Linked DNA regions of Homo sapiens: all the other regions are linked to region 2. The links are chromatin contacts, found by Hi-C or POLR2A ChIA-PET in ENCODE. All regions are on one chromosome and are shown on one strand. The core of a region is the stretch at or near the end of the contact, and the rest is flanking DNA. Distances in the headings are between cores, read along the strand shown. Region 1 has its middle 16 kb from the start of MEPE. Region 2 overlaps PKD2 (polycystin 2, transient receptor potential cation channel). Region 3 holds the start of ABCG2 (ATP binding cassette subfamily G member 2 (JR blood group)).

Region 1 (3,578 bases), core at 409-2,908, 180 kb before region 2:
TTTGTCCTATGAGAAAAAGAATGCTCTTTTTAAGCGACTATTTGGAATTTTTGTTGCTGCTGTTATTGGTAGGTGAATTGAATTTGTAATTGATATACCTCTCCATTCTTGACATTCCTCCAAATGAGGAAGGTCAAGAGAAGAAAAGAAAGAGGTAGAGAATAGAGAAAGAAAAGTGCACACATTTTCTCTTTAACACGTAAGTTCCCAAACAACAGAAATCATGACTGAGACATTCCGGACAGCACCTAGATTATTAAGTTGAATAATGTATGTAGCAAAGTCAAGTCAATGTCAATATGTTATGGCACCTTCAAAAAATCTAAACTCCCACATTGGGTAGATAGAGGGTGCTTCATTTACTAAATGAAAGTGGCAATATAAGCTATTGAATAAATCAGACTCTCAACATACACAAATAGTAATGGCTAACATGATTTGCTTAGTTACCATGAGCCATGCTCTGTGAAGTCCTTTTATCTATACAGCTACTCTATAATACGGGTACCATTATTACCCCCATTTTACAGATGAAGAAACAGACACAGATCTGTAAGTATTTGCTAGTTAGCTAGGATTTATACCCAAGGAGTCTGGTTCCAGAGTCTTTACTCTTAAACAATCACTAAACTGCCATATATTGCAAAGATAAATGTACATAATATACACATACATATATGACTGTGTGTATATATAGACATATATGTATACACACGTGTACATAGATCGTGTGTATATTCATCCACATAATATGAATATGTGTGAGTATATGTGTGTTCATGAGTGCACACACACAGAGAGAGAGAGAGAAACTTGAAAGAATACAAAGTAGAATCTAAAAACAAGGAATCTTTTTTTCCCTCATTTGTTCCCTATCTTCTGGAAATAACAGGTCAGAATCAAGGGAAAGACTGAACATATCACCCAATGTTACCATCAGAATTCCAGAATAAACTATTCCTAGTAATTTGCTTTTTAAAAAATAAAAGACAATTTGGGGGAAAAAAAACTGGAGGCAATTAATGAAGTAAAAAAAAAACTCTATCAGAATTTAAATTGCAGATTAATAAATTGAAATCAAACTGCTACTTATATTTCAGGTTTATATCAGAGCTTTACATGCGAATGGTCTGATCACATAAAAACACTTGTCGTGGTAAAAGAAAAATATGAACTGATGGAGAAAAACGGATGCTTTCTTTGGGTAAATACAGATGGACCCTTCCAAAAGTCACCTGTCGTAGTCTGCTATCTAGTGGAGAAACTGCGTATTTCAATTCTCTGGTCCGATTTTGTTTCCTCTCTCTAAGCTTCAGTGTTCATGGATATTTCTTCAAAACACTGACAATGTTCATATTTTTTTCATCCAGTTAACAGAAACTAGAAGTGTGTTGGCATCCACAATGCATTGCTATTTGATGCAGACGTGGAGGAATTAGTCCAAACACAAAGGACCAGAGATCCACAAGGACAGTCAGTAGTCAAGAGTGAGGCCCATGCCTTATCCAAAACCATGTTTTAGCCATCAGGCTGCGCTAATCTCAGTTAAAAAAAAAATAGATATCTGTTTCTGAAATTGGGCAAAAAACTTCAGCCTCACGTAGCTGCCTTATAAGAGACGATGGAAATTGACCTAGCCTGCCACCTTGTGCTCAAAAAGAAAAGGTCACTGTACCAGTCTGCGAGCAGGCTCCGGTTCTGTTATTTACGTGCAGCCCTGGTACTCCCTCAAACCTCACCTTCCTGGACTTCTCTGCTTGTAAATATTTACCTTGATTTTACAATACTAATTAATCTGTTCTTGGCGCGTCTACCAGTCAGGGTAACATATCTGACCTTGTCTGAAATAACATTTAGCTCAGTTGAAAAGTATTTATTGAACGACCATCTTTTACAAAATTCTTTGGAGATCAAAAGAAGAGATGCTCTTGGTCTTTATCAAAACTATAAGTAAGTAGGGAGAAAGTCATACGAAAGATACAAGGCAGAATGTGTTAAATAATAGAAATATAAGTAAAGTGAGACAGGAGTTCTGAGAAGATGAACTCTAGCTGAAGGGAAGAGCCAGGAGATAGTAAAATCTATTTTACCCAACGTATTACACATGTAGAGAGGCTGCAGACAATAAGCCTCACTAGTACATAAGAGCTTCACAGTGGCGACCTTAAGTGATCCCATGTGTAGTTTAGAGCTTAAGATAGCTCTCCCCAACCAGTGGATGGGGAAGGAGTGGTAAGCAAGGTAGGGTTCAGGGGAGTTGGAAGGAAGAAGACCAGCCAGGAGGAAGTTGCTCAACAGACTTTCTCTGCGGTCTAGAATAAACATTGTGTTATCTCCTCACTCTGTCTTTAGGGCCTGCCTTTAACTAAGCAGGAGCTCAAGACAGCGTAAGTTTCAAAGACATTATGATGCTTTTACAGAAGTCCCTTTCAAAAACAACTTCTGTATGAGAAGGTAAACTCTGCTATTCAAGAGAATGATACTTACAGTCACAGGCATTAAAATATGGTATTAGACGGCCCAAAGGAAAAGGAGAAGAAATAGATGAGTCTGAATGCATGTCAGGAAGATAGGAATTGGGGGCTGAAAGAGAAAGGGGCAGATAAATGGTTAGAAAAAATTTAATGAGGAAGTCTGGAAAGAAAAGAGAACAAAACACCGATACAATCCAAATCCAGAAATCCAAATGAGAATAATGTCAAAAACAATGAGTGGACTCACGCAAAAGCTGCAAGAAAATCTACCTGAAGCTATGGTTTAGACTTTCGAGAATAAGAACAAGAGGATCTGTTTCATTAAACGAATAATACTTTATCAATTTGTAGGCATATGGTTTAGTGTAACACAGACACTCCCTGTTTAGAAGTGACTCTTGCTAGATTTGAATTTTAAGTAGATTTTTATAATTGTTAGGTTAACAGATTAATAATAGAAGTCAAACAATCTTAAATAATTTTTACTTAAAACAGCATCAGGAAGATAGAAGTATTAGGTTGGCTCAAAAGTAATTGCCATTACTTTTAATGGCAAAAACAGTCATCACTTTTGCACCAACATAATACTATGTGAAGAAAGAAAGTTGTCTATTTAGCAAAGAGGTAATTCTGAGCAGGCCAGCTGGGGCAGATCTTAGACACATTGCATTAATAAGTGAATGGAGTAATATTTGTGATATAAGGCCATGAACGGGGTCCAGGGATTTCCTTTTTTAACAGGTCCCTCAAATGATTTTAATGCAAGTCAAAGTTTGAAATCACTAATATGGATGTCTTTCCCAGTGACCTTCAAATCAGTCACCTGGGTCTCCCACAAATCTATAGCTAGTCCAGAACTTCCCCTGTATTAACCTACCATTGCAGGAATGTTTCAGTTTATGATGAAAAATAGCTTGTCTTTGTGGATTATCTTATATCAACAAATAATAAAAATATCATTTAAAGTGAACGTACAAGGCTGGGACTGGTGGCACAAGCCTGTAATCCCAGCACTTTAGGAGGCCAAGGTGGGGCAGATCACCTGAGGTCAGAAGTTCGAGACAAGCCTAGGCAACACAGTGAAACCCCATCCCTATGAAAAAT
Region 2 (3,773 bases), core at 107-2,606:
CAGGCAGAAGTCTGCTGCAGGGGCAGAGCCTTATGGAGAACCTCTGCTAGGGCAATGCAGGGGGGAAATGTGGGGTTGGAGCTCCCACACAGAGTCCCCACTGGGGCACTGCCTCATGGAGCTGTGAGAAAAGGACCACCATCCTCCAGACTCCAGAATGGTAGATCCACCAACAGATTGCACTCTGCGCTTAGAAAAGCTGCAGGCACTCAATGCCAGCCTGTGAAAGCAGCTGCAGGGGCTGTACCCTGCAGAGCCACAGAGGTGGAGCTGTCCAAGGCCATGGGAGCCCACCCCTTGCATTAGCATGGAGACAGGGGATCAAAGGAGATTTTGGAGATCTAAGATTTAATGAATGCCCTGTCGAGTTTCAGACTTGAATGGGGCCTGTGACCCCTTTGTTTTGGCCAATTTCTCCTATTTGGAATGGGAACATATACCCAATGCCTGTACCCCCATTGTATCTTGGAAGTAACTAACTTGCTTTTGATTTTACAGACTCAGGCAGAAGGGACTTGCCTTGTCTCAGATGAGACTTTGGACTTGAACTTTTGAGTTAATGTTGGAACGAATTAAGACATTGGGGTTCTGTTGGGAAGGCGTATTTGGTTTTGAAATGTGAGAAGGACATGAGATTTTGGAGGGGCCAGGGGTAGAATGATATGGTTTGACTCTGTGTCTCCACCCAAATCTCATCTCCAATTGTAATCCCCATGTGTCAAGGGAGGGACCTGATGGGAGGTGACTGAATCATAGGGGCAGTTTCCCCCATGCTGTTTGCATGATAGTGAGGGAGTTCTCATGAGATCTGGTTTTTTGGTAAGTGTCTGGGCTTCCCCCTTTTCCCTCTCTCTCCTACTGCCTTGTGAAGAAGGTACTTGCTTCTCCTTTGCCTTCTGCCATGATTGTAAGTTTCCTGAGGTCTCCCCAGCCATTCAGAACTGTGAGTCAATTAAACCTCTTCCTGCCTATTCTCAGGCAGTTCTTTATAGCAGTATGAAAATGGACTACTACAGAAAGTGTGTAACTTTAAACTCAGTAGTATCCAAAGAAGTAATGAAAATGGAGAAACGAACAACAAAATCATAGTACAATATGGTGTATGTACTAGGACAGGAAGAGCCCTTTTAAGAAGAGATCTATGTATTTCCATTTGTTTATCTCTGAAAGAAAGCAACTTTGCCTTGTATTCTGAAAAAGAAAGGAATATTTTATTTTACTTGTAAAAATCTTACAAGGATGCTAGTCTAAATATAGTTTTCCTAATTTGCCAGAGAATCCATGAAGATCGAGTTGATAACAAGATCAGTGAAGTAAAGGTCAGTGAGTTAATCTCACAGCAGCTGCAGGCTAATTCCATTTCCAGTGAAAAACGTCTTGATTGCTCACCACATATCTTTTCACCACAAACAGTTTCAGTCTTAAGATCACATGTTGCAATCCATGAGAAGTAACTATTAAGCCTTCAACTATGACTGGAGGGCTCCTCGCCCTTTCTGATAAATTGACTGGACAAAAACTCAATTTTAAAATGACAAGAAATAGAAGATGTATAAATGTACTTTAAATGTGACCAAAATGGGTTGTGAAAACACAAGACACAATATCCAAAAATGCTGGCAACACAGTACACTGTAGAGTATTGGTTGTTTATTTACCCTTGCTATTGTGTGGCTGAGCTTACTGCCACTGCCCAGCATTGCAAGGGCATCAAACTGCCTATCACTAGCCTAGGAAAAGATCAAAATTCAAAATTCTAAGTACAGTTTCTACTGAATGCTTATCACTTTTGCACCATTTTAAAGTAAAAAAATCAGTAAGTTGAACCATCATATATCCAAGATTGTCTGTATATAAATATTATACATCTTTCTCTCACTTTTAAAACAAAATAATACTAGCCAATACTACCATTCTCAAAAGCACTTGTGTCAACAGCCTTTACCCCTTAAAGATTTTCCTCACAATTTTAAAATTGTTACTTACTATTTTCTTTGAAATGTTGACCAAACCTGGATTAAAAGATTTGGGGGTTTTAGTGACTGTATTTCACAAACTCTCTTATTGATTCTGCAGCCTCACTTCTGCCTCCTAAAAAGCCCTCACCAAGGTCACGGGGGATGGCTCTTTTCAGCCTCTTCCTGGCATTTGGTCCAGTGGCATTTGGCATTCTAGGACTTCCCTCTTTGTCTTTGATAACTCCCTCTCTTCCTGTGTTCCTCCTTGCTGTGTTCACTTGCTTCGCTTTCTTCTTTCTGAAGCATGTTTACACAGTGTTTTCTCTGATTGGGCCTGTGACGTTCTTTAGGTCATCTTTTCCACAAATAATGCTTCAACTAGTACTTGCGTGCCAGTGACTCCACGTCCCACTCATGAGCTCTGAACCTAGTACCAGCTTCTGCTGGACATCTACAATGGGATCTCTCACAGGCCTCTCTCATTGGTAACATGCCCCAGCCTGAACTCATCTCCCACCCATCTATCCAGCCATGCTCTCTAGTTCACCTGAACACTTGGGTGTCATCCTAGATGCTTTCCCTTCCCAGTCTTCTGTGATCATTCTGCCTCATCAGAGGCTCTCTAATCTGTCTTCTTTCCTATATCGCTCTTGTCCCTATTTTAATCCTAATCATCTATTTCCTGACTTATTCATTCCTTAAGTTGGTCAGTAATTTAATTAAAAACAGATTTAGGCCCTGACCTTAAATGTGATAAGTGATATGAAAGGAGATGACTGGGGAAAAGGATTTCCCTCAAGGAAGGCCTCTGTGAAGCCTGAAGCAAGAATGAAAACGAGTCAGACGAAGAGAGAATTGTATGAATGAAGGCTCTGAGGCAGGAAAACACTCAGATCATTCCAGAATCACTTAGAAGCCAAGTGAAGCCAGTTCCTGGAGAGCAGATCATCAAATGAAGATGGAAAGGTGACCAGGGGCCAGACCTGTAGTTTTGGTGGGCCTTGGTGAGGGATTTACAGTAGGACACCCCATGGTTTAAGTATGAAAGTGACAAGATTCCTTTAAGTTTTAAGAGGCCTCGAAATATGAACCACAGATTAGATGGAAGCTACTCTCCCTGTGTCTGGACTTTTTAGAATTTCCAAGAGCTGCTGTTTCTGGAACCAGATTAATACAAGTCAGTCTTCCATTTATTTATTTATGTATTTATTTGAGACAGGGTCTCACTCTGTCACCCAGGCTGGGGTGCAGTGGCATGAACACAGCTCACTGCAGCTTGGGGGCTCAAGAGATCCTCCTGCCTCAGCCTCCCATGTAGTTGGGACCACAGGCACCTACCACCCAGCTAATTTTATTTGTTGTAGAAATGAGGTCTCATTTTGCTGCCCAGGCTGTTCTTGAACTCTTGGGCTCAAGCGATCCTCCTGCAACATCTTCCCAAAGTGCTGGGATCACTCTTCCATTTAACATGCTATCTCAACGTCAAGATAAACTTTAAAATCTTTAGATAATAGGCTGGCATTTTACTTAAACGATCTTTACTTCTTCAGAACTGCCATTCCCTATAAATATCTGGTTCTTCAACCACATCAAACCACTTGTGATCTCAAAAAGCCTCAGCGTACACTGTCCTTTCTGTCATTCTAATTCCTCCTCATCCTTCAAAATCAACTCAAGGACCAGATCCAGGGAGAAGCTTAGTGGTGCCCACCCGAACCGGCCCCCTCCTTCGAGTTGTGCTGCCATTCGGGCCCACCTCTTCACACAGGGTTGTCAGACCAGACCAGCTCATGCGTTCACCGCCCTTGCAGGGAT
Region 3 (3,900 bases), core at 812-3,311, 130 kb after region 2:
GGAGAGAAGGGTCAACTCTTCCCTACAGAAGGGAATTTTAATTAAAAAATGTAGAAGGAAGAAAATAGGGGTTTTGTTTAACCATTAGGAAAAAAAACCCGCTAAACAACATGTTCCACAAATGGATGCTTAAATTAATGAATAAAAGTTTAAGGAAAAATGGCAGTGCAGGTTTCTCTCCCAAGATCTCAAATACAAAGGGAATCTGGCAAACAGATTAACATCATAGGTAATAAGAAGTATCGGCTAGGGCACAGTGGCTCACGCCTGTAATCCCAGCACTTTGGGAGGCCAAGGCAGGAGGATCACTAGAGGTCAGGAGTTCGAGACCAGCCTGGCCAACATGAAACCTGTCTCTACTAAAAATACAAAAAATTATCTGGGCATGGTGGCAGGCGCCTATAATCCCAGCTACTCAGGAGGCTGAGGCAGGAGAATCGCTAGAACCTGGGAGGCAAAGGTTGCAATGAGCTGAGATCGTGCCACTGCACTCCAGTCTGGGCAATAAAGCAAGACTCAGTCTCAAAAAAAAGTATTGACATCATGTACCCAATATGACATACTGAGATGGAAACTTTACTTCTGTGACATTTTTCCCCAAAATGCAGAACATTCATCTAATCATGACACTAAACATCAAGCAAACACAAATTGAGGGGCATTCTACAAATTAACTGACCGGGTCTTCTTCACTAGTGTCAAGGTCCATGAAAAAACAATGAAAGGCTGAGGAACTGTCACAGATCAGAGAAAATTAAGGATATTTAGCAGTTAAATGCAAAGTGAGATCATCGATTGGATCCTGGGCAGAAAAAGGACAGTGGAAAGACAAGTGAAATCCAAATAAAGTCTGTAGTTTAGTTCATTGTATTATAGTAGCATGCCCATGTTATTAGTTTTGGCCCTTGTTATGCATGATATTATGGGAACTCTCTGTACTATTTTTTGCAAATTTTCAGTAACTCTCAAATTATTTCACAATTAAAAGTTATTATAAAATAAATAATAAAATAACCAACATCTTTCAATGTTTATAATGGAAGGGTAATGTTAGACTTAACATGCCATCTTTGTCGTTGAAACCTTTCTCATCAAGATCTCATCAAGATCTATACAATCCAGTCAAAGCTGTACTCTGAAAGCACTGTTTTGTAAAGAATATCAATAAAAAACATCTCTTCCTTACTACTCTGGTGTATTTATTTATGACTAGCTGACATTCAAATGATAAGAGAGCTGTAAGATCCTCCTAAAAACCAAGCTTTAGGGGATATCTCTAGGACTGAGAAGGGAGTAAGAGCACTCAACTATCCACAGAAAATTACAAAAGGGAGTTCAATAATTCTTTAGCAAACCATCCAAAGCTTTAAAGGGATTGACCAATAATTTGTCATTTACCTATTCCCAATTGTCATTGACCAATTCCTATATTGGTCAACCCCTTTAAAATATTAACATCAACAAATGTTTCCTCCACCTATAGTAACTTCTGTGCTCAGTGGGTTTTTATCCTTCCAATATCAACTTTAATTTCATACATTTGGAGAAAGGCCAAGAGTTTTTACCAACCCACACTTAACACACTATGGGACCCAGAATCAGTTTGCACCAGGGCATCATTTTCTGAAAAACCACTTTGAACTGTCAGTTTTAAACTGCATACCCACTTTCAAATGAAACTGCGAAAGGCTAAAAAACTCAGTCGTCTCGTTTGAACGGTTACCGATTTTCTAACAAATATATACACAACGCCCACCAACCTTTCCAGACACACACTCTCAGCGAAACTGGTTTTACAATTTACTCACTCAGCTTAATAGAGCTCGGTCTTAACCAAAGGCTCAGGATCTCAGGATGCGTGCGCTCGGAGGCAGCGCTTTAACAATTAAGGATGTAAATGTTGGGATGAGTCACCCGGACCTTCCAAACAAACTCTAAAGCAGCAGTTTCCACTTAACAAGACCACCAAGCATGTGCACGGTGCGTTCCTAAATCCTACCCAGTTCCTCCACAGGCTGCCTCCTTGCCGCGTCTCTCAATCTCAGTGGGAGTGGCGGGCACTGCCTCTTCCCTCCTGCGCGCCCGGAACCTTTTGAGTGGGCACAGCACGCAGCCCGCGCGCGGCACAACCCCTTCCCCCAACCACACCCGGCGCGCCCGAGCGCTCCCCTCGCGCGGCGGCCGGCGTGGGAGGCGCTGCGGCTGGAGGTCACGATGGGAGCCGGCGGGTGGCCGCCTGGGGAGACCCGGACATCCAGGGGACGAGCTCAGGCAGCGCTGACACGAACTTCCTAAGCCGCGCTTCGGGCTGTGGACCGCCAGAGCTGAACGCAGTGGCCCCTCCCCAGCGCCCCGGGTTTCCCCAGGTCGGGGTTCGCGGGCGGGGGTGAGGCGTGGCCCCGACTGCCGGGCCGCGATAAGCGCCCTGCGACCCGGCTGAAAGCGCACACGTGTCCTGCCGCGCTGAGCCGCCAGCAGGACTGGTACCACCGCCCTCCCTCGGGGCTAGGGTCACCCTGCCGTGACACGCAGGGACAAGCCAAACACTCCCGCCTCCGGGATCGAACGGAATGAACCAGAGTGATTAACTACGAGAATCACCAGGCGCTCATTGGGCTGATCAGTACCTCGTCTGACCTAGCTGGGTTTGGTCGCCGTCACTGGCCGGAGCGCCGAAGCACCGGGGACGCTGACGCACAGGTTGCCCAGTCACAAGCGCTGCTCGCACCCAGAGCAAGTTAAATGGGTGGTTTCTGGTGAATGGGATTCTGAGAAAGTGGATGCTTGCGCCCCAGGGCCTAAAAAAATCAGGCACTGAATCTAACCCAAGGAAGGAAAGGGGAGAAACTTACTGAATGAAAATATTACCATAGTTTAAATGTTATTCTTTACACTCCTGTGACTGACATACTTCTGTGCAATATTCCGATGGTGTGGAAAGGCTAGAAAGTGATTGCGCATGTTCAGGAAACGGGCCATCAGGCTTTGTGAGTGTAGCCATCCCAACATCTACCTGCTGCATCTACCCTAGGAAATTAGTACCTGCATGCAGATATTTTCTGGTTTGCATTTACAAACAAAAATCATAGTATCATTTAAGTTGTTTAAATCAACACTAGGAATAACTATTAATGGTTCACCCAATGCAGGAAAGTTTTAGCTAGGAAGCCTAGATAAGAAAATTGACTATACATAATTTTTTAAAAAGAATTTTAAATATACCATACCGCATGCTTTTTAAAAGAATTTTAAGGTATATATTCATGATGCGCCCAAACATTTGGGTAAAATTATTCTTTTGAATTAATTTCTGTCAGTTTCAAGACCCTTAAAGGCCCATATAGAAATACATGTTAGTCATACTTCATTTTAAGACAAAATTAAGGCCAGCACGGTGGCTCATGCCTGTAATCCCAGCACTTTGGGAGGCTGACGCAGGCAGATCACTTGAGGCCAGGAGTTCGAGACCAGCCTGGCCAACATGGTGAAACCCTGCCTCTACTAAAAATACAAAAGTTAGCTGGGTGTGGTGGCGAGGCTGTAATCCCAGCTACTCGCGAGGCTAAGGAACAAGAAGCGCTTGAACACAGGAGGCAGAGGTTGCAAATGACCCGAGATCCCACCACTGCACTCCAGCCTGGGCCACAGAGTGAGACTCTGTCTCAAGAAAAAAAAAAAAATTAAGATAAAGTTTTCAGACCTGGCCGTTAACGACTGTTTGCAAAAACTGAAAAATCTCCGAAAAATAAATTTTATTTTAATTTTCTTTTTAGCTCACCCAGATAAGTGAAAAGAATAAAATTTTATGATACCAGAAAAAATGAAAACATTTCCAGCAAGATCTGAAGGCACTACAGGAGGAGACTGAACAAAAATGGAGAAAACACACACGAAACTGAT

What was found. A loop is a pair of places that touch in the nucleus more often than their neighbours do. ChIA-PET counts read pairs that join two places held with the same protein, here RNA polymerase II (POLR2A). Pooled maps may share reads with other maps.
Region 1: a loop to region 2 is called in a map of IMR-90, with 4 times the contacts of the local background. The contact joins two enhancer-like sites. A Hi-C loop is called at or near these places in 5 of 168 maps with a recorded cell type or tissue (Caco-2, HepG2, IMR-90 and 2 more), 4 of 37 single-sample maps with no recorded cell type and 12 of 50 pooled maps. POLR2A ChIA-PET finds 5 or more read pairs at or near these places in 1 of 52 experiments (AG04449).
Region 3: a loop to region 2 is called in a pooled map, with 5 times the contacts of the local background. The contact joins the promoter of ABCG2 here to the enhancer-like site in region 2. A Hi-C loop is called at or near these places in 8 of 50 pooled maps. POLR2A ChIA-PET finds 5 or more read pairs at or near these places in 2 of 52 experiments (Panc1 and WTC11).

Annotation. Positions count from the first base shown.
Region 1 is chr4:87,847,538-87,851,115 of GRCh38, forward strand. No RefSeq gene overlaps it. Among named protein-coding and RNA genes, the nearest start is that of MEPE, 16 kb to the left of the region's middle. Within about 2 kb of position 1,659, at least 4 of the 41 ENCODE cell types and tissues checked have a DNase peak (open chromatin) inside an H3K27ac peak, as active enhancers do.
Region 2 is chr4:88,027,000-88,030,772 of GRCh38, forward strand. The region is part of intron 2 of PKD2 (polycystin 2, transient receptor potential cation channel); the gene reads left to right. Among named protein-coding and RNA genes, the nearest start is that of PKD2, 21 kb to the left of the region's middle. Within about 2 kb of position 1,357, at least 3 of the 41 ENCODE cell types and tissues checked have a DNase peak (open chromatin) inside an H3K27ac peak, as active enhancers do.
Region 3 is chr4:88,156,578-88,160,477 of GRCh38, forward strand. ABCG2 (ATP binding cassette subfamily G member 2 (JR blood group)) reads right to left here and starts at 2,062. Exons shown (of 16, transcript NM_004827.3): 1 at 1,809-2,062. It overlaps LOC124900867, which reads right to left and starts at 2,979. Exons shown (of 2, transcript XM_047416558.1): 1 at 2,893-2,979; 2 at 1,809-2,505. The coding sequence starts at 2,979. The coding sequence ends at 1,996. RefSeq lists a silencer at 2,129-2,348.